Regions from separate parts of the Homo sapiens genome. Here region 2 is linked to region 1. Evidence: chromatin loops called from intact Hi-C (ENCODE). Cell type or tissue: heart right ventricle. All regions are shown on one strand. Each heading gives the region's core, and the rest is flanking DNA. Links, peaks and the distances in the headings are about the cores only.

Region 1 (9,809 bases), core at 808-8,807:
AAAAAGAAAAAAGAAAAAAAAAACTCTAAGAGATTTACTTACAAGAAAGCATGCTCCGGAGAAAAAGCTGAAGGTAGGACTGCACATATTGCTAATATCTCAGGAAAATCAAAATGCCAGAGTATTGAGTATTCAGTCACAACAAAGGCTCTTTGGTGAGATTAAGGGTGTGACTCACAGATCTCCTAGATCAAATTAGAGAGCATCTAGGAAATTTGGGGGTATTGCTCTGGAGCAATCTCAGCAAAAGACAAAAGTAGAGAAGGGATTATCCAGGAAATATCTGTAGAGGACCATCTTGAATAATGGAGAAAATACCCATGACATACACAGGAGACTCACAAGGTTCTTGAAAAGTTTATACTGACAGAAACACTGCCAGCTTAAACCAAAAAGGACAGAGAGAGTACAGGATGAAAGAAGTCTGTTGGACACCCAAAACTTCACAAGCAGGAAACAGGTTAATAAAACTACTCAGATGAAAGTACATGCTACCTTTCATGGGGAAAAAAGGGATGACTAAGCGGGCAGAACCTCAAGCCCAGAGGGTGGAGCCATGAGCCATAGTGGATGAGATCACTACTGGACCAGGTTCAGATTCCAGAACTGTGTAACCATGGGCAAGCATATCCCCTCTTTGTGCTTTCATTTCCCCATCTCTTGATAGAGAGAATCCGACGAACAGGTCTCTAAGAGGCTTTGTAGCTCTTACAGTCTGTTATCACTTAATGATGTCTGTGCCTGCCCTGGGTACAGAGTAAGTCTCAGGTGGTAGGTATCCCAGCTCTCTACTATCTCCTAGTTCGGGTGGTTTTTTAATTCAGCACATATTTAGGATGCCTGCTCTAAATATCCAGTTTTCCAAAGGGTGTAGAGGTACCCAGCATTCTTAGGTTTCTATGCTCTTATCTGTCCAATCTCCGTGTCAATTAATTACTGTTTAAACATTAAACACTAAAGAAACCCTTTACTGCTTTGAAGTACACACACACACACACACACACACACACACAGGGAGAGAGAGAGAGAGAGAGAGAATCCCTTCAATTGTAACATCAGTACTGCACCTAGATATCTGACAGGAGAAGTGTAAAGGATTAAGTTTGACCCCTGGGACATCAAAAGTCCACCCTGGGAAAGGAAAGGGATGAGGCTATTGGAGGTTCTTTCCTCAGAGGTAAGCCAAGGAGCTCCACAAAGGTGACCAGAAGCTGACATGGCTCTTCCTGAAATCTCGAGTTAGAATTATGCTATTAGCAAAAATAATAGCAGCACCTATTCACTCATTCCTCCTCCAGGGAGCTGAGAGTTTCTTACGAATGGGATCTCATCATCCCCAAAGTATAAGCAAGGAAAAGTAGGGATCATTCCTTCGGTTTGGGAGAAAAAAGACTCAGAGGTCACTGGACATCTCAAAGACAGAGACTGACCAGGCCTGCCCTTCTCCAGCCAGCTCTGGGGGCTGCTGAAATGCCATGTGACAGTGAACAGCTGCCACCAAGGCCCTTAACAAAACTTCCAGGGACTCAAAACTTAGCTTAGGCTGCTAAGCTTGAAGAAACTCAGTCAATTGCAGGGAGACGTCAGCCCTGAGGGACAGCAGAGCCATGAGTAAGAGTGTGCACTGGCTTGCTCAGCCATCATTAGCTGTGAGACCATGGGAAAATTACTGCCCCTCTCTGAGTGCCCATGTCCTGGGGAAACTAAAAGTAACTACCTTACAAAGTGGTTAATGTTTACATACTGCTAAACATTGGATGAACATTGGCTAAATAAGATAAAGGGGTTCCTAATGTAACTGACACTATTATCATTCATCGTAAATCCCATAATCTACAGGGCATTTAACATTTTGCGCAGCACCTCACACCCATTATCCATTTGACATCTGGAGCAACTCTGTGCAGTGGTGGTGGTCATGGTGGTTTTGTTATTGTTATTATCCCCATATTACGAGTAAGTGGGGGGCCACACACCCAGGCATCCTGGGATGGAACCCAGCATCCCATTCAGTTAGTGAATCCCTCTCACCCTCATAAACAGCTGAGCTTACACAGTAAGTTGTGTGGTCACCCCAGTAATGAGGAAAAAGAACAGAGAGGTTAGGTCACATCCTGACATCACAAAGTGACTGGAAGAGCTAGGCCTGAACTTCCAACCCAGGGCTCTTAGCCAGCTGGACTGGGAGAAATGATGCCCTGAGCAATGGGTCATAGGTCATCATGGCTGTCCTCCCACTGGACAGTCTGGGGGCCACCCAGTTATCAGTATTAGTGATTTTGTGAAAATGCCAACATTTACAAATCAAGAATTCCCAACTTTTTGTTGTTGTTGTTCCTTAATTCACAGTCACTTTTGGCTTTTTTTTTTTCTTTTTTCTTAGAGACAGGGTCTCCCTCTGTCACCTAGGCTGTAGTGCAGTGATGCAATCATGGCTCACTGCAGACTCAACCTCCTGGGCTCAAGCGATCCTCCTGCCTCAGCTTCCCAAGTAGCTGGGACCACAGGTGCGTGCCACCATGCCTGGCTAATTTTAATTTTTTTTTTTTTGTAGAGACAGGGTCTCTCTATGTTGCACAGGCTGGTCTCAAACTCCTGGCCTCAAGGGATCCTCCTGCCTCAGCCTCCCAAAGCACTGGGATTACAGTCATAAGCCACCACGCCTGGCCCACTTACGGTTTTTCTTGAAGGAGAAGAAGGCCTGGGAGCACAGACTCTGCATCTGGCATGTGGAAGATGGAGCTCAGCTGGGGCTTCTTGGAGGAGGGACCCCCACCCCCCTGCATGCCCAGCACCCCAGGACTTCCCTCACCATTAGGGGGTGTCCCGGGCCTTGGAGACATCTGTGTTTGCCTGGTGGCTGAGAGCCGGCAGCAGGGCTTAGACTCCCAGCTCCCCCACTTACTATGTGTGTGACCTTAGCCAAGTGAATGACCCTTGCTCAATTTTACAGATGGAGAAACCTGTCTCAGTTTTCACATCTGTAAAATGGGGATGACTATTTATAGACCCAACTATAGAGTTGTTTTAAAGATGAAATCAGTGAATATCTGTAAGGCGTTATATATGACAAATGTTCTATAATGCCTAAAATAGTCACTGGCTACTGGCTCCCAAATCACCATAAGGTGGTCACAGGACAAGGAGAGGCTGGCAATGGCTGGAATGGTTTGAGGGGACACAAGACACAGTGTCACCTCCCTGAGCCCTGATTGATAACCAACAGGGTCTAAGCTAAACCTACAGTTACCCGTGCACAAGATGGTTTTCAAACAAAGCAAACTCAACCTGCCAAAATTCTCAGAGGGCCCCTGCCATTTACAATCCCAGGACATCAGCCCTGAAAGGAGCTTCAAGACCCCTCATTATACAGATGGAGCCCAACGCTCTCATTACACAAACAGAGAATCTAAGGTACTGGGAGCCATCCATGGCTTGGATGTGGGTCCCTCAGCTCATGGTGGAGGGGGTGGGGGATGAGGCTCAGACTCCCAGAACACTCCCTCCCCCGCCCCCACATGGCTGCTGGACATGCAGGGCAAGGACGCGTCCACCTTTCCCCTTGAAGCCTCTGACCTCGCAGAACACACAGCCTGCCAGGCAGCTCCATCCCTTAGACAAATTTACTTAGCACTGATATTGAAAATGCAATTGAGCTCGAGTTTTATTGCAGAAATTAAACAGACTAGGAAAGGGGAAAAAAAAAAAGCCAGTGCTCATCAGCTCACCCGAGAGCTGGCTGTGATCAAACTTGCTAAAGAGGAGCCTAGTGATCAACTCCTGCCAGCAAGGAAGAGCCCCCCAAGTCTGCCCCTACAAGGGACTCCCCAGGGGCACGAGGAGCTCAGGAGCTCCGGAAGGTTCTCCTGCCAGCCTCCTGGCGTGGACCTCCTGCGCACCCTGACATCGCCTGCCCGCCTCTTCACAAGGAGTTGGCGCCTTGTGAAGTCATCTCCGTGAGCTTCATGAAGCAACACCGCCAAGGGCCTGAGCAAAGGGCGCTCTGCTCCACTCGAGTGAAAGCAAAATGCTTTCGGGGTTGAATCACTGTTTTTCTTGACTCCCTTTGGAGATCGGCAGAGCCCACATTCGGCCGTGTTCGTGGACCTGGGACTGGAAACAGCTGCGCTCTAATTACATGTAAAGTGTACCAAAACATCCCTTTTATCACAGACTGGAAATCTGTTAGCATCTGCCTCTCCTTTGTTTCTTCCACAAGATACAAGCTTGTTTCTACATTTTTCTCACCTGTAGCAGTGATTAAAATTCATTATAAATGAAAGGAGTGAACAGAGAAACAAGTTCCTCTGTGTACCGTTCTAAACTCAAATTAGAAACAGCTGTTTGCTAATTCATGCAGTGATGTTTTGTCGTGCTCTGTGAATCAATAATAACTCACCCTATTGCTGCAGAAATTTTTGGATAATCCACATATTTAACGCGGCATTGGATTCTCCAGGCAGGGCTGCAGCGGCAAAACCTCAGGCGGGTGGGAGGGGACTTGGGGTCCCCACTCTGGAGGCGTCCCCTGCTGCCCAGACAGAGAACCCCTAACTCAGAGCTGCCCAGCACCTCTACCCACTACACAAGTCTTGGGAGGACCTGAAGGAAACCCTGAACAGGCGCCTCATCTCCTTCCCTCCCCAAGAACCACCAAAAAAAAAAAAAAAAAAAAGAATTCAACTCTGATTAAACGCAAACCACACACATCCTCCAGCCGCCGGAGGGAACAGCAAAATTAAAAGTCTAATTGGTACCCGGAACAATTTAAAACTATTAAGTATAGGTGAAGCTTTTCTGTAAGAAAATAATCCTCTGATTGGGATTAGGCATGTTTGGATAGCATTTTTCCCATCCACACATTTTAGCTGCAGAAGTTACAGCTAAGGTCTGGACATGCTCAGGAGCCTCTGAGAAGTGTTCAGTCATCCCCTTTGCCACCTCCAGGGAAAGGGGTGGGTGGGGTGCAGAGCTGCATCCCCATCTGATGGCTTAGAGGGAAGCAGATGCTCTCTCTCCTTTGCAGGGAGGGAGATGGACAACACTTTTGGAGGCTTGTACTGCCACTGTGGCATGCCAAACCTACTCTATCCTGGCTAACACATGCCCATCCTTCAAGACACTGCCTCCCGGAAGCCTTCCCTGACTGCCTCTGTCATCCTCCCTGACTTCAGGGCACTACCTGTTTATATTTGAGTGGTTGGGGTGTCCCTGTGTCTCCTGCATCTTTCTAGGTCTGGGGCATTGTCATAGTGAACCACTTTTTGAACTTCAGACTGGTAGCCTCTGCAGAGCCCTTTCTGTGGCCAGACACAGTGCCAAGCTCTTCGTAAGCTCCATTTTGTTAAACTCTCACCTGCATCCTATGTGGTGACCACTACCACCATTAACCCCCATCTTACAGATCAGACATCTGAGACATAGAGAGGGCGAGGGCCCTGACTTCCACAGCAATTAAGTAGAAGGAGCTTGGAATGACTCCATAGATCTCCAGAAAGCCATCAAGACCACCCACTGTCATCAAAGATGTATACCGAGCATGCCTCACCTGCTCCAGCTCCTGAGCCTTCATTCAGGCCATGGTGGTCACTGCCCCCGAAAGCCCAACCCATGACTTGGGGGCCAGCTCTGCCCACCTCCCCAAGCATCTCACAGGTGGTGGTGGGAAGGGTGGTCTCCTGCATGGCTAAGAGTAGGTCCTCATTTCCTCCTTTCCTGGTGTTCATCTGGGCCTACAGAAGATGGCAGTCCAATACGTCCTGGGGGGCGTAGAGCACAGGCCCCAGGCAGGGGCATGGACAAGGAGCTCATGCTGTCCCTGCAGGGTTGTAGGGAGCTTTCCCTTAGCCAAGGCCACTGGGTGCCAGAAGCTCCAAGCCCGGGAGGGCTGGGAATGGAAATGCACAGATGAGGTGCCATCATGGGAGGCAGGAGCACTCAAATTGGGCTTTGAAGAAGGAGTAGGAGCTCCACTGATCTGTGTTCTTCCAAACATGGGCTACCTCCCATTGGTAGGACCCGTGATCATTTTAGGGCGCAGCCAAGATGGTCTTAAATAACCCTGATGCACAAATGAGAAAGTTAGCGCCCTTTCCATTCTGTTGTCAGCCTTCAGATTAGGCCAGGGAGAAAGGCTGTCTCTAACTCCTCTCCAGCATTTCAGCAAAAGAGAGGGCAGAGTCCACGCTTAGCATTTCCAGAACACAGCAGCTCATGTCTGGAATAGTGTGAGCATGGAATTTTCTTCGGTTTTGTTTTTTATTTACTTTTAAGGTTACTGTCATCTTACAGTAAATGATACTGGTTTTCCATTTGCAGAATTAAGTAAATTAATTAATTTAACCACAAAAGAGCCAGCAAAGACAAATACTAGGTGAATCATAGCATCAGTGATACTCAAATGTTGCAAGAATCACAGTAGAGATATGCAAATGACTAAAGCCTGGGACCTCCAGATACAGAGAGATGGGAGGAGAAGGCCTCCTGGGAGAAGCAATGGCGGGAGCCATGGCTGAAGCTTGGGTATCAGTGGGAGAAGCAGCTTAGAAGGTGCAATGAGAGCCCATCGTCAAGACCTTAAATACCAAGCCAAGGAGCCAAGAACTCCATTCCACAGGCCCTGGCAACCACCAACACTATCTGAAACACTAGCTCATGAGTAAGTGGGATCTGGACTCCCCAGCCCAGGGCTCTTTCTAGACCTCCCATAACTCCAGGTCTGCGAATGACTGAGAGTTAAACAATCACTAGCCTATAAGCAGAACCCATTTCAAGGAAAACAGTGATCAGTGACCCCAACGACCCAGGGCTCTCAACAGCCAAGATCAGGTGCCCCTGCAGGAGAAAACCCCTGCACAATCAGCATGGGGTCCCCTTCCACGTGGGGGCTGAACACTCAAGTCACTGTGGACAGCAGAAGTATCAACTCCCCTCACAAGGATCCCTGCTGGGGCACTGAGGGGGATGGGCGCACCACCTTTCAGTGAGTCCAACCCAGCCAGCTTTTCCTCCACTTTTGGAATAAATTGCCATGTCCTCTGTGTGAAAGAGCCAAGGTGTTCCCAAATACACACCATGGACCTCAACATGCTGAACAGGTGTCTGCTCCCACAGGAGGGGAGTGTGGAAGCCGAAAGCCCAGAACAGCATCCATCTCACGGTCACTTCGCCCCTGAACCCACACCACTGAATTATTTTTCTTCCACAAACCCACGCAGTCATTCCCTTGCAGAGCACATACAATTGAAGCACTGAATGCTAAGTGGGTGCACGAGGTAACTCCAGTGGGGTTTTGTTCATCGGGTCCAGGGCAAGTCTCCAACTCTCCAAGTGTCTGTCCCACCTCCCTCTCTCCTCCCACCCCCACCCTGGCTACCTAGGGACCCGAGTCAAAGGTCTTCTGACTTCCAGTCCTCCATCCCATCTACACTGCAAATCCTTCTGACAGTGGTGCCCCACGTTGGGGCAGTGTAGGTGAGACGGAGGACTGAATGCAGCTGGTTTATGTGACTTTCTTACCAGAGATGCAGACAGAGGAAGCTCTCAATGCGAATAAAGAATGGGCAAGCGGAGGCCAGGTGCAGTGGCTCGTGCCTGTAATCCCACACACTTTGGGAGGCTGAGGCGGGTGGATCACCTGAGGTCAGGAGTTCAAGACCAGCCTGGCCAACATGGTGAAACCCCGTCTCTACTAAAATTATAAAAATTAGCCAGGTGTGGTGGTGCACGCCTGTAACCCCAATTACTCGGGAGGCTAAGGCAAGAGGATTGCTTGAACCCAGGGGGCAGAGGTTGCAGTGAGCCAAGACTGTACCACTGCATCCAGCCTGGATGACAGAGCAAGACTCTGTCTTAAAAAAAAAAGAAAAAAAAAGGCAAGTGGGTAAATGGATGACCAAGTTCATCTTATAATTTTCCCAAAAGCCAGTATCAGAGAAAACCCCATAATGCCTCCAAGCTAGAACTCTGAGCTTAGACCAACTGGCGACACTGAAGAATAATTAATAGATTATACTTTGTATTCTATATCATACATTGCATATGTACGTATAGGTCTAATCAATGATGTTTATTAAGTGCCACATATTTCTTGGGTGTTTGATCCATGTCACGTGTTGTCTCATTTTATTTTTTGTCTCCAAGAAAAAAAATGAGTTGTCTCATTTTAATATTCACAGCAATCTGATGTGTTCCTATTACCAGCCCCATTTTATAGATGAGAAAACTGAGGCTTATAAAGGTTAATTGACAGGCTCAGGGCCTTACAGGTGGAGATGGCCTAGCAGGGCTTTGAACATGGATTCCCTGACCTCAGAGGCTGTGTTCCTAACCACCGCGGGATATGAGTTTATGAACCACCATGTCCCAGGGAAAGAGAGGGAGTGACACCCGTTCAGGGGCACAAGCATTCTGCCAAGGAGGTGGCCTCCCGTGGAGCCCAGCCTGACAGGATGTCTGGATTGGGTCCGTATTCTCAGCCTGGACACCTCTCAGGGTGACACGCTCCTTTGGCTGGAGACTTCCACAGACAAGCGGCACACACTGTGTGACCTCAAATCACAGATCCCCTGCTTCTCAGTCAAATCCCATCCAGGACCTAGCCCCAGGGTCCCACCCCAAGTATCTGGAGGATGGAGAAACTCCCCAAAAACACTCCCTGTCTCCAGCCATGTGCCAGGTGCCCTCCAGCAGCTCCAGGAGACAGTCATGAGCTTGGTCCAATTTTATGGAAGGGAACGCTGAGGGACAGAGGAACTCAGGGACCTGATGTGTGCATCATGGCCAGTGGCCCCCTGGGAATTCAGCAGCTGCAGGGACAGTCTGAGTAAAAGAGCCTGAGGCCCCACCTCCAGGTGTCTGCCTGTCTCAAGTCTGACCCCAAAGGGAGGGGAGGTGATGCCCCCAGGGGCAACCTTCACCTAAAAGGGCCTGGAGCCAGTGGGCTCCTCTGAAGACCATTCCTGGGGCACCCTGCAGACACGAAGGTTTTGGCAGTTTCAAGCCCAGTGGTCTACAGCAGCAGGCTCAACACTGCACCCCAAAATCGGCCTTTCCCTGGCCCTGTCTCCTCCGTCCTACTTCCTGGGAGTGCCTCCTCGCCACATATGTGCACTAAGTCCTTGCTTCAGGCTCTGTGTTCAGGGGTCCTCCCTGCAACACTGACTAAGGTACAACTGCCACAGATGGTGGTGTCAGACTTGGAAGCCATGTCTTTCAGCCTGCATAGCCTCCTCCACAGCCCCTAATCTGCACCTGCCAGGATTTGCCATGCTCAAGTCACTGAGAGGCCACCGTCAGGGTCTGTGTCCTATACTATTACTCAACCTTGTCCTTTCAACGACCTCAGGACTAACAATGTCAGGTACCCAAGTGTAATCCTAAATCATGATATTGATGAAATCATGAGTATGATGTTTTTGTAATGCCCATTAAAATAAAGATGTAATTGGGTTAAACATGCATGAACCACCAGAAACTGGGCTGGGCAGCCCTAGATGTGGCGCAAGTCCTGCTGCCCTGGCCCATACTGCAGTGACTGCAGCTCTTGGTCTGTCCCTCTCCCCCTCCAGACAGGGCAGTGCAGGGACGAGGGCGCACCTTCATAGCTGCTGTGTCCCCAGCACCGTGCCTGGCCAGAGGCAGGCAGGAGAGAAGAGGTGGGCTGGGCGCTGCAAGGAGCCCGGGGCCTGAGGAGGGCCAGGAAGAGAAGAGCCAGAGCATTTTCAAGGATGTGCTGGGCTAGCCAGGCGGCCCCTCTGAGGGCCCCACTCACCCCTAAACTCATCCAAATCTACAACACGACAGAGGAA
Region 2 (9,809 bases), core at 595-8,594, 95 kb after region 1:
AGCTCCAGGCAGGCAAGTCCGCATCAGTTTTGTTCACTCTGCTTCCCCCTTCTCCACCTCTCAGCACCCAGCATAGGGCCTGGTACACAGCAGGTGATTAATAAGGATGTGTTGAAGAAGCTGTCTGGAAGGGCCCTTCCCACTCTGACATTTAAAGATCCAGCCACAGGTCTGTATTTCCAGGGAGGGATGGGACAACAGGAATGAAGCCCGAAGCAGGCCCCTGGTCCTGCCTGCTGCCCCGGGACACAGGGGGCTCAAGGGACTCCCCAGACCCGGCTCTAGGGCCTCTATTATAACCCAAAAGCCAGCAGCTCCCTTCCCACCAATGATCCTCCTACCAACGAGCCTCCAGGTGGGCCTGGAGGGCCAGGGGAGCCCCCTCTCCCTCCAGTCGCAGTGCAGAGGCTCCACAAAAAGCCTTTAAAAATTAACCAGTTGCCAGGCATGGAGACAGCCTGGTGCGCAGCCACGTTCCAGGGAATACGGAAGTGGCGCCTGGAGAAAAGGGAGCAGGACTCGTGGAGTGGCTTTCCCGTGCTATCCCACCCCAGGAGGAGTACACTCAGATTCCAAGGAGCCGCTCCCAGTAAACCCCCATCTAGGCACCCACTCACTGGAGGAGGGTGGCAGCCTCAGCCCACCTCCAAGGATCCATGCAAGCAGCTGGCTCCTCCAGGAGACCCCAGGGGTCTCCCCACCGCTTACCCTCATCCACTTGCTCAGGTCTGCCGGCTTTCTGCCGACTTCCCGTCAGTCCCCAAGAGGGTGTTTGGAGCCCCACAAGTGGGCTGTAAGACATTCTCTGATGTCTCCAGAAACCTGGATTCTGGAAGCAAGGCACAGAACAAAGCCAATGGCCTGGGCAGCATGACACGTCTGCCACAGAGGTCCGAGAAGCCTCAGCACACACACAGCCAGGCAGGGTGTCCCCATGCTCAGCACACATGTGGCCAGGCAGGCTGTCCCCAGGCCGAGCACACACATGGCCAGGCGGGGTGTCCCCAGGCTGAGCACACACGTGGCCAGGTGGAGTGTCCCCAGGCCGAGCACACACATGGCCAGGTGGGGTGTCCCCAGGCCCAGCACACACGAGGCCAGGCGGGGTGTCCCCACGCTCAGCACACATGTGGCCAGCCAGGGTGTCCCCAGCTCGGGGTTGGGGTGTACCCAGCTCGGGGTCAGGGTTTTGATGGGGACTGCACTCAGACCCCCCAGCCAGTGACAGCAAGGCCTGTTTGGCAGCCTAGGACCCCTGGATTCACATTCCTAGGCAAAGAGATGCAGAGACATGGGGGGATTAGCCACAGGCCAAAGGTCAAGTGAACCGCACCAAGGAAACTTCCAGACCCACCCCAGGGACCTGGCTGCCTCTGCCTGATGGCCAATATCAGTGTGATCTACATGCACACGCACACCCCACACCCCACTCACCACCCCCAGGCTCCTCCTCAAACCATCACTTAACTCGGATTTCAAACTGCTGGCGATGTTCTTTAGTCAACATGAAGCAGAAACCTTTTATTAAATGCTGCTAATTTTTTATTGATCACACTGTGAATCATTTCATTTTCCATTACCGCAAATGTCTCCTATCAGAGCTCCACGATCAGGCTTCTTTCTTCATTCTTGAGTAACTTGTCACTTTTAATCAGTTTTCAGTTTCGGTCTGGCTCAAAAATTAGAAAGCGGGCTCTTTGTATCATTATTGCTTTTGTTTAAAAAAAAAAGTTTCCATGCAGGAAAGGTTATTATACTCAGAATAAATATACATGAATCAAATTCAGATGAAATTCCTCCCTGGCTCTAACCAATTTTACCATTAGCTTTTATAATTTTTTTAGGTTTATTTTCACAGAAAGACTGCTCATAATTATTGCTCGTGCTCTCCCAAAACACTTATGTTACTAAAGTGCGAAATGTCTTCTAACACAAAGACAGATCTCTGGGAAGTAATTACAGAAATGCATTCAGGGGCAATAATTCTATATTAGCTGTCAGCAGCAGACATCCTCTGAAAGGCACTTGTTATGAAGGAATTATTTGTGCTACTATTGAAGGCATGGCAGGCAAGCCCAAACTTAAAGACTGCATCTGATCAGAAACATGGGCTCCCTCATCAAGGGTCAAATTAAGTTTAAATCATTACCTTGAAGCCCAGCAAACTCGTACCTGACTGTCTATTGTGAAGACATTTTTGAGGCGCACTCGAGCGCGACGTGGTCTTCCCGTTCGCAGCGTGGTGCAATTACCCTTAGTCTCAAAAGGATTCTGCCAGGAGCTTGTCACAATAGGGAGAGAGGAGGTGGCAGGGTGTCTATTAAATGCTAACTCGTGTCACCAAACAGAATTTTCAAGAATTATAAATTGCCGAGATGCCTTGCCGCTGACCCCCTCGTGTTAAGAAGAGCCCAGAATATTATCAGGAAAGTGCAAGAATTTGCATCAAAGGCAGGAAAGGACTCTCTATGGGGAGCCCACGGGGATGGAGCTGAGGGGACTGGGACCCAGTGAACTATCCCCTCACCCCACAGAAGGTCCAACTGGGATCTGCGCCCCAACACCAGCTTACTCAGGGCAGAGAAATACCCTAAAATGAGGACAGGTGCAGGGGGATCTGAGGAAGTACGTAATTTCATCTGAGCTTTGTCCCTAACTCTTGGCATGACCTCAGGCCAGTCACTTCCTCTCCCCGAGCCTCAGTTTCCCCACCTGTAACAACATCCTACATCAACTCTGTGTGGAGGGCATTCTGTGAGTGGAATGCAATGTTGGCCCCTGCTGTTCCAGGCTCTGTTTCCCCACCTATAAAAGTGCAGGATTAATTTCCTGCACCGTTAAAGGAATCACCTGGCCACTGGGTGCGGGAAGAAAATGTGGGACAAAGAGCAGAGCAGCTTCCTGTGAGAGCGGGTCTCACAGATATCTCAGATCTGCTTGGACTCATCGAGCCTCAGCTTCCCCACCTCAAAAGAGGACAAGCTAAAGGTCATAGCCTGGGGTTGCCCTTATCAATCACAGTGAAGCACAAACCCAGGCTTCTTTCATCTGCTCACCTACTGCTATTGCCAAAAAGACAGGGTACTTTCTCTTTTTTTGAGACAGAATCTTGCTCTGTCACCCTGGCTGGAGAGCAGTGGCACAATCTCGGCTCACTGCAACCTCCGCCTCCTGAGTTCAAGAGATTCTCCCGCCTCAGCATCCTGAGTTGCTGGGACTACAGGCACCCACCACCACACCTGGCTAATTTTTGCATTTTTAGTAGAAATGGGGTTAGCTGGCCAGGCAGGTCTGGAACTCCTGACCTCAGGTGAACCACCCACTTCGACCTCCCAAAGTGCTGCGGTTACAGGCGTGAACCACCACGCCCAGCCAAGACTGGGCGCTTTCTAAGACAGCTCAGGGCAAGAAGCAAAAGAACTACTTCCTCCTAACAGCTGGAGCCCATCTACCCGAAGCAGCACCTCACGGTGCCCAGCAGTGCTCAGCAGTTGTGGCACCCCTAGCCGTAGCATCCTGACCTTTCCCTGACCTCCGAGCTCGGCCCATGACCCAAGTGGGGACACTAAGACACAATCCGGAGATATGCTAGAACCACCGGGAAAGAAGGTACTTAAAGTGGGGAGAGCAGAGCGGGCAGACAGAGATCGGGGGAAAGAGTTTGAGCCATGCCCTTCGACTCAGTCACTGCCCACAGAAGCTTATATCCTAGAAAACTCCTGTTTGTGAAAGTCCGCCGTGAGAGTATCTGCTGCAGGATGATTTGTAATAGCCAAAAAAAATTAGCATCTACATCTCCATGAACAGCAGATCGATAGATAGATTGTGGTACATTTACAGAGTGGACACCATGCAGCAATTAAAATTAATGAAACAGCTACATGTATCAACACGGATTAATCTTCCAAACATAATGTTGAGAGAGGGAAAAAAAAAGCAAGTTGCTAAAGATAAACTATCTATATGGTAAAATATGGTATCTATATTGTTTTAAAACATGTATATCAGTAGTATTTAAATACCATTTATATGTATTTCCAGAAACAAGACATACAGGGAAATGAAGAATTGATATCATCTATAATTAAATATCACATATCTCCAGAAGCAAGGCATACAGGGAAGTGATGAATGCCAAGCCCTAACGGGGCAGGAAGAGTAGGGCACTCTGGCACTCAGCTGGGTGAACGATTCCTTAAGCTGAAAGGTATATCCTGGACAGTCGTTATTCTCTTCTGTTTATCTGAGATATTTCATTTAAAAAAAAAAAAAACACCATTGCTGAGCCACTGAAAATTTTTAGATCATAAAAGTTTTTAAAAGAACAGTGAATAAATTGGAGAACCACAGGGAAGCACAGAATTTTAGATGGAGAAGGCACTGAAGAAGACAGCCAATCCAATCCAGCGCTTTCTCAGAATCTGTGACGCAAGAGATTGTCCCCAGGGCACAAGGCAAGTTAGTGGCAGAACCAGGGCTATTGCCCCAGCCCTGTGCTCCTTCCCTCCCTCCGGTGTGGAGGAGCCTAGCCCTGGTTAGGGGATGAGCTTGAATAAATGGTACTGAGGTGCACAGTGGCTGTCACTTGTAGTCCCAGCTACTTGGGAGGCTGAGGCAGGAGGATCACTTTAGCCCAGGAATCCAAGGCCAGCCTGGGCAATAAGTGAGACCTTGTCTCTATAAATAAATAAACAAATAAGACCTAAGTATATTGTTCTCTCAGAGCAGGAACTTCTATCTGTTCACTGTGGAATCCGAAGCACCTAGAACAGTGCCTGGCACGTAGTAGGTGCACAATAACCCCGTGTTGAATGGATGAATGAAGGTAGACTGAGGTGATTAAAGTCATGCACATCATTCCATAAAGCAGACCTTCTTGGACAAGCCCCATTGCTGGACAACACCAAGTTAGTCATTTTTCAGTAAATGCAGATTTTCCACCTCTGAGTTTAAAAAGAAAATCACTTCTCACCAATTTTCTGACCCTCCTGTGGGTATGCTGAGATTGTGAGTCATGGCTGAGGCTGGAAAACCACCTTCGGGGAGATGAGAATGGAAAACGGCCTAATTCAAGGAGGAGCCAGGTACTGCCTAAAACGCGTCTTGGCCCCCTTCCAGGAGTGCACATCGAACGGAAAAAATTACTCCAACTCTCTCCGTAGGAGAACATCTGCCAGCTGGCCGACCAAAGTAGCTGGTTGCTAAGAAATCACACCGGGTGACATCACCTGATCACTTACTACAGGCAAGACATGGCCAGGGTCAGAGTTCAAAACAGTTTCTGGAAATCTTTCCAGCGAAGCCCCTTTTCCGTGCAGGGATGGGAGGATGGGAAAGTATCTTGATGGGTACCCACCTGTGACCCCCTGCCCTATGACAGAGGTACTATTACAGATAGGGAAACTGAGGCCCCGAGGGGGAAGGTCACTGCTAGAGGGTGGTAGAAGAGGGGTTCCAGCTTCTTCTGAGCATCGAGGTGCTTCCCGGGATACCAGGTTCTGAGCCCCGCTGTGTGCACCCCTCTCATGCAGAAAGAGGTCAACAGAGAAGTCCAGCGCATGGTAAAGACCAGCGTGACCACAGGCTGCAGCTTTTCCACATGGACAATGCGGTTTCTATGGAGTCCAGGGGCTACGGTCCCATCTCCACGGCATTAAATAAAGAGACGAGGAAGGTGGCGAAACAGCATAGGAGAGTAACCTCCTCTCAAGCCAAGGCACCACTCCACAGGGGTATCTAGCAGCACCAAGTCTCACCAAAGACAGAAGCCCCAGAAGTGAGGTCCCCTGGGAGCCCTGGGCTATGCCAGGAGCAGGAGTGGGTGCAGGAAGGACCCAGCCCACCCCCACAAGAAACGCCCATGCCGGGGAATCTGCCCACACTGCAACAAGCATCCCAGGTCCTGACCTTGACAGGGATGCAGGGCGTGCATTCGGCCAGCCTGTGGTCTTACCCGGCTTTCTCCCCAGAACTGCTTCTGTGTTTCTGAGTATCTTTCCTTCCCAGAAAAAAACGATGCTTTACTGTTATTTCTGATTACAAAGATAACTGCGACTGATGTCAAAGATACAAGCCATACAGAAAAGTATAAAGAAAAATAGTAAAAAACACCTGAAATCTCACTACCAGAGCTTGGGGCTGTGACCACTTTGATGAGCGCGATCCCGCACATCCTCTCCTGCGTTTACGGACACGCGCAGCAATCGCCGTGTGCGAATGGGATCCTGCGCCACACGCTGATTTGTAACCTTTCTACACTTTGTTCCACTCGCCCCTGGGCCATGGTCATCTCTTCCAGGGATCGTTTTGAGAGTCTGCCTTTAAAGTTTCGTCTGGAGGGAAATCACACGGGTCCACAACTCCTAGTTAAATGTGAACAGGCCCCAGTAGTGAATTGGGGAGGGGTGGGGGTGGGGTTTCTATCTTAGAAAAGGTTTCCTCGCTTTGCAAATGGGTTCACCCTGGGAGTCTTTGCATTAAGGAGATTCTCCCTCCCGCGAACGCATGTGTCTCTGGAGGTGCAATTCAGGGGGCCACCTGCTTCAGCATTGCTGCCATCCACTCTCCCCACATCCCAGTCCATCCGTGCAGATGGAAAGGGCCATGTGGTGGAGAGTTGGGGCTGACCTTGAAGGGAAGGCTGCCGTCAGCCCATACCTTGCCGAACAGCCCATCTCTGGCTGTCACTCACACCTGTGCAGGCAAGTGCAAGCTCACCTATCATGCTGCTGCTCGGGGTGAGTCACATCGGGGCTGCTTCCTTGCACCCAGTGATCTGGGGAAAAGTTTAGGAAATTCCTACTCTGGGAATTCTCAGTTGGCGGCTTCCTCTCCTCTTTCTCCTCCACCAATACCCCTTCCTAGGCACAAAATTGTGAGGCTTCCTGGGTTTTGTCACTAACATTTAAATATGGGGCTTCAAGTCATCACCCTCCAGGGGCCAAGTCAGGGGTTTCCAAGAAGTCCCTGCATTCCTCTGTCCTGGGGGATCCCAGGTGGGGGAAGTGGGCTGGGTGTTTCTGGGAAGCAGACTCCTCTGGGAGGTACCTTCCTCTCTTTCTGCCAACTGCCAGCACTGAGTCACAGAAGACGTGTCAGCCAGACACAGGGAGGAGGGCCAGAGCCCCCAGGGTCAGCCAGACGCTCCTCTCCAGAAGAGAGGCGCAGGGGCATTTAAGGCCATCTGTGCACTCACAAAACACTCACGGAGACCCTGCAACGTGCCAGGGACTGTCCCAGAGCAAAACCGGGAATGAGGTGGACAGATCCTCTCAGGGAGTTTACCCTCTAGTGGGGAAAAAGACAGAAGATGCATAAATAGAGAAATAAAATCATTGCTGTGAGTGATCAGCGCATCCAAGGAAATAAAATAATTGACGTGACAGGGGCTGGAAGACGCCAGCTCCAGCCAGAGTGGTGAGGGAGGGAGAGCCTCACTGAGGAAGCAGCGTGAGCCAAGCTGCAGGGAACCAGACGGTGATGGTGACAGTGATGGGGAGCAGCAAGCACAAAGGAACCTGAGGCATGGAGCATCGTGCACTCCAAGAACCAAGCGGAGGCCAGTGTGTCTACAGCACAGAGCTGAGAGACAGAGGCCCGACGGCGACGAAAGGCCCGAGGAAGGCCCAGGACACGCCATCAAATCCTGAAATCAGAAGGTGCTGGGAGAGCCCCTCAAGCGGCCCAGAGTCCAGTGCACACAACTCCATTCAAGGCACACATGGGAACTCCAGACTGAAGATAGACTGCAGGTGCTCATGTCACATACAAGACTGTTTGACAGCCTCCGTACTTTAAAATAACTCAGCTTGGTCAAATCTTTTATTTTTGTTGTTGTTGTATGAGACAGGGTCTCATTCTGCTACCCAGGCTGGAGTGCAGTGGTGCTATCACAGCTCACTGCAGCCTCCAACTCCTGGGCTCAAGTGATCCTCCCACCTCAGCCTCCCAAGCACCACCACACCTGGCTAGTTTTTTTCAAAAATCTGTTGTAGAGATGAAGTCTTACTATGTTGCCCAAGCTGGTCTCCAACTCCTGGCCACAAGCAATCCTCCCACCTTGTAATCCTAGCACTTTGGGAGGCAGAGATGGGAGCCCACATGAGCCACCGTGCCCAGCCTAAATTGGTCAAATCTTATTGGGAAACATTTCTAACATGAGAGTTCTGAGTTAGCAATATGTACCCAGCTCCATGCAAAGTGCCTTGGCCTGGGCACTGGCTGCAAGGTCAGACCTGGGTTCAAATCCCATCATGACCTCAGCCAGAACTAGTCTTCTGATTTATTAAAGAGTAAATGATCTTCAAACCCATGCTGGGCTTCTGAGTGTCGGGAGAGGAAGAAGCAGTACCACCCATGCATGGGCTCTGCTCCCCAAAATAATGATGGGATCAGCCTTGCCAACTCAGCAACTATGACAGAGAGTGGAGCTTGGTGTTGTCTGCCCCAGAGGTGCACTGGAGCCACAGTCTGTTTTTCTTCCTTCCAAGGCTAAGGTTCAGTGGTTCAGAACTCAAACTCCCACCCAGGCAGGACAGTGAAGAGGCCCCCACAGCCCAGGGAGGGCAAGGTCTTGGCCAAAACCCCACAGCAAGGAGGGAGCAAATGCAGAGCAGCAGCTCATCTCAGGACCCCTAGTGCCCACCCCAGGCTCTCCTGGCCCGTATCAAAGTGCTCACCCCCAAATCCAGCTCCTGCAGAAGAAAGCAGAATTGTGTGGCCACATTTCCCCCTGCCTGATATTCACTACCTCAGGAATCAAAGAATGCGGGCCACTGTGCCCGTGACGTGGCCCAGGAAGGCATTGCAAACAGGTGGCCTGATGCCTCGCCTGGCTTCCATGGCCCCCAGGCAAGAACTGCACACCGGAATTGGGAGAGGGGGTGCACACCAGTGGCCCTCCCCCACCCCACATGGCTTGGGCCTGGGGTCTTCAACATCCCTTCCTGACGGTGTCCCAGCCACAGAAACCCTTGCATAACCACCTGGGCATCCACAGCACCAGCCATTTGACCCAGTAGGGGTCTGGGGGAGCAAGGCTGGTCCCCCTTTCTGACCATAGCAACATCACCAGAGAACTCTAGCCCTGGATATCTCTCCAAGCCTCCTGTCCTTTTCAAAGGGGAGCCCAGGGAGGCCAGGGAGACTGTCTAGGGACCACAGGAGGGTGGCCCATAGAGCAAGCAGGCTTGCTCCAGGAGGTCACAGAGCACAGAACAGACCCCACGGGCTGATCAGGAGGAGAAAAAACCTGCACAAATTCATCGGGACAACTGAGGGCATGGGCTTGACCTTCTACTGACTGGAGATGCATCCCCGTGTGACCCTAGGTTAATTACTTAACCTCTCTGAACCTCCATTTCTTCATCTGTAAAATGGGAGGTTGCTGTGGAGCTCATTCAAGGTAACAGAGAGGGTAGCATGAGCCTCACATGTCCTCACCCACTCAACAAGTCAGGACTGCGGGGCTGCTGTGTGCCAGGCAATGTCCTGGGCTGGGAACACAGCAGTCAACCGCAGAGACAAAATCCACTAGGCAGCAAGGAATATAATCATCAGAAAATCGACCAGGCACAGTGGCTCACGCCTGTAATCCCAGCACTTTGGGAGGCTGAGGCAGGTGGATCACTTGAGGGCAAGAGTTCAACACCAGTCTGGCCAGCATGGTGAAGCCCCATCTCTACTAAAAATACAAAAATTAGCCAGGCGTGGTGGCGTGAGCCTGTAGTCCCAGCTACTTGGGAGACTGAGGCAGGAGAATCACTTGAACCCGGGAGGCAGAGGTTGCAGTGAGCCAAGATCATGCCACT

The links. A loop is a pair of places that touch in the nucleus more often than their neighbours do. Peaks named below come from ENCODE experiments on the same cell type or tissue, not always from the same donor. Only the 100,000 strongest peaks of a DNase experiment are listed, where the experiment ranks them.
Region 2: a loop joins it to region 1, with 2.2 times the contacts of the local background. A loop is called at or near these places in 6 of 110 quality-filtered maps.

What each region holds. Positions count from the first base shown.
Region 1 is chr16:49,648,657-49,658,465 of GRCh38, forward strand. All of the region lies in intron 3 of ZNF423 (zinc finger protein 423), which reads right to left. Among named protein-coding and RNA genes, the nearest start is that of LINC02179, 190 kb to the left of the region's middle. RefSeq lists an enhancer at 1-566. In heart right ventricle, for the core only: no CTCF peak of the experiment used is centred there; a DNase peak (open chromatin) is centred at 3,966; H3K27ac peaks cover 1,954 bases.
Region 2 is chr16:49,743,398-49,753,206 of GRCh38, forward strand. The region is part of intron 2 of ZNF423 (zinc finger protein 423); the gene reads right to left. Among named protein-coding and RNA genes, the nearest start is that of ZNF423, 110 kb to the right of the region's middle. RefSeq lists enhancers at 1,021-1,602, 2,892-3,392. In heart right ventricle, for the core only: no CTCF peak of the experiment used is centred there; a DNase peak (open chromatin) is centred at 5,145; H3K27me3 peaks cover 2,141 bases.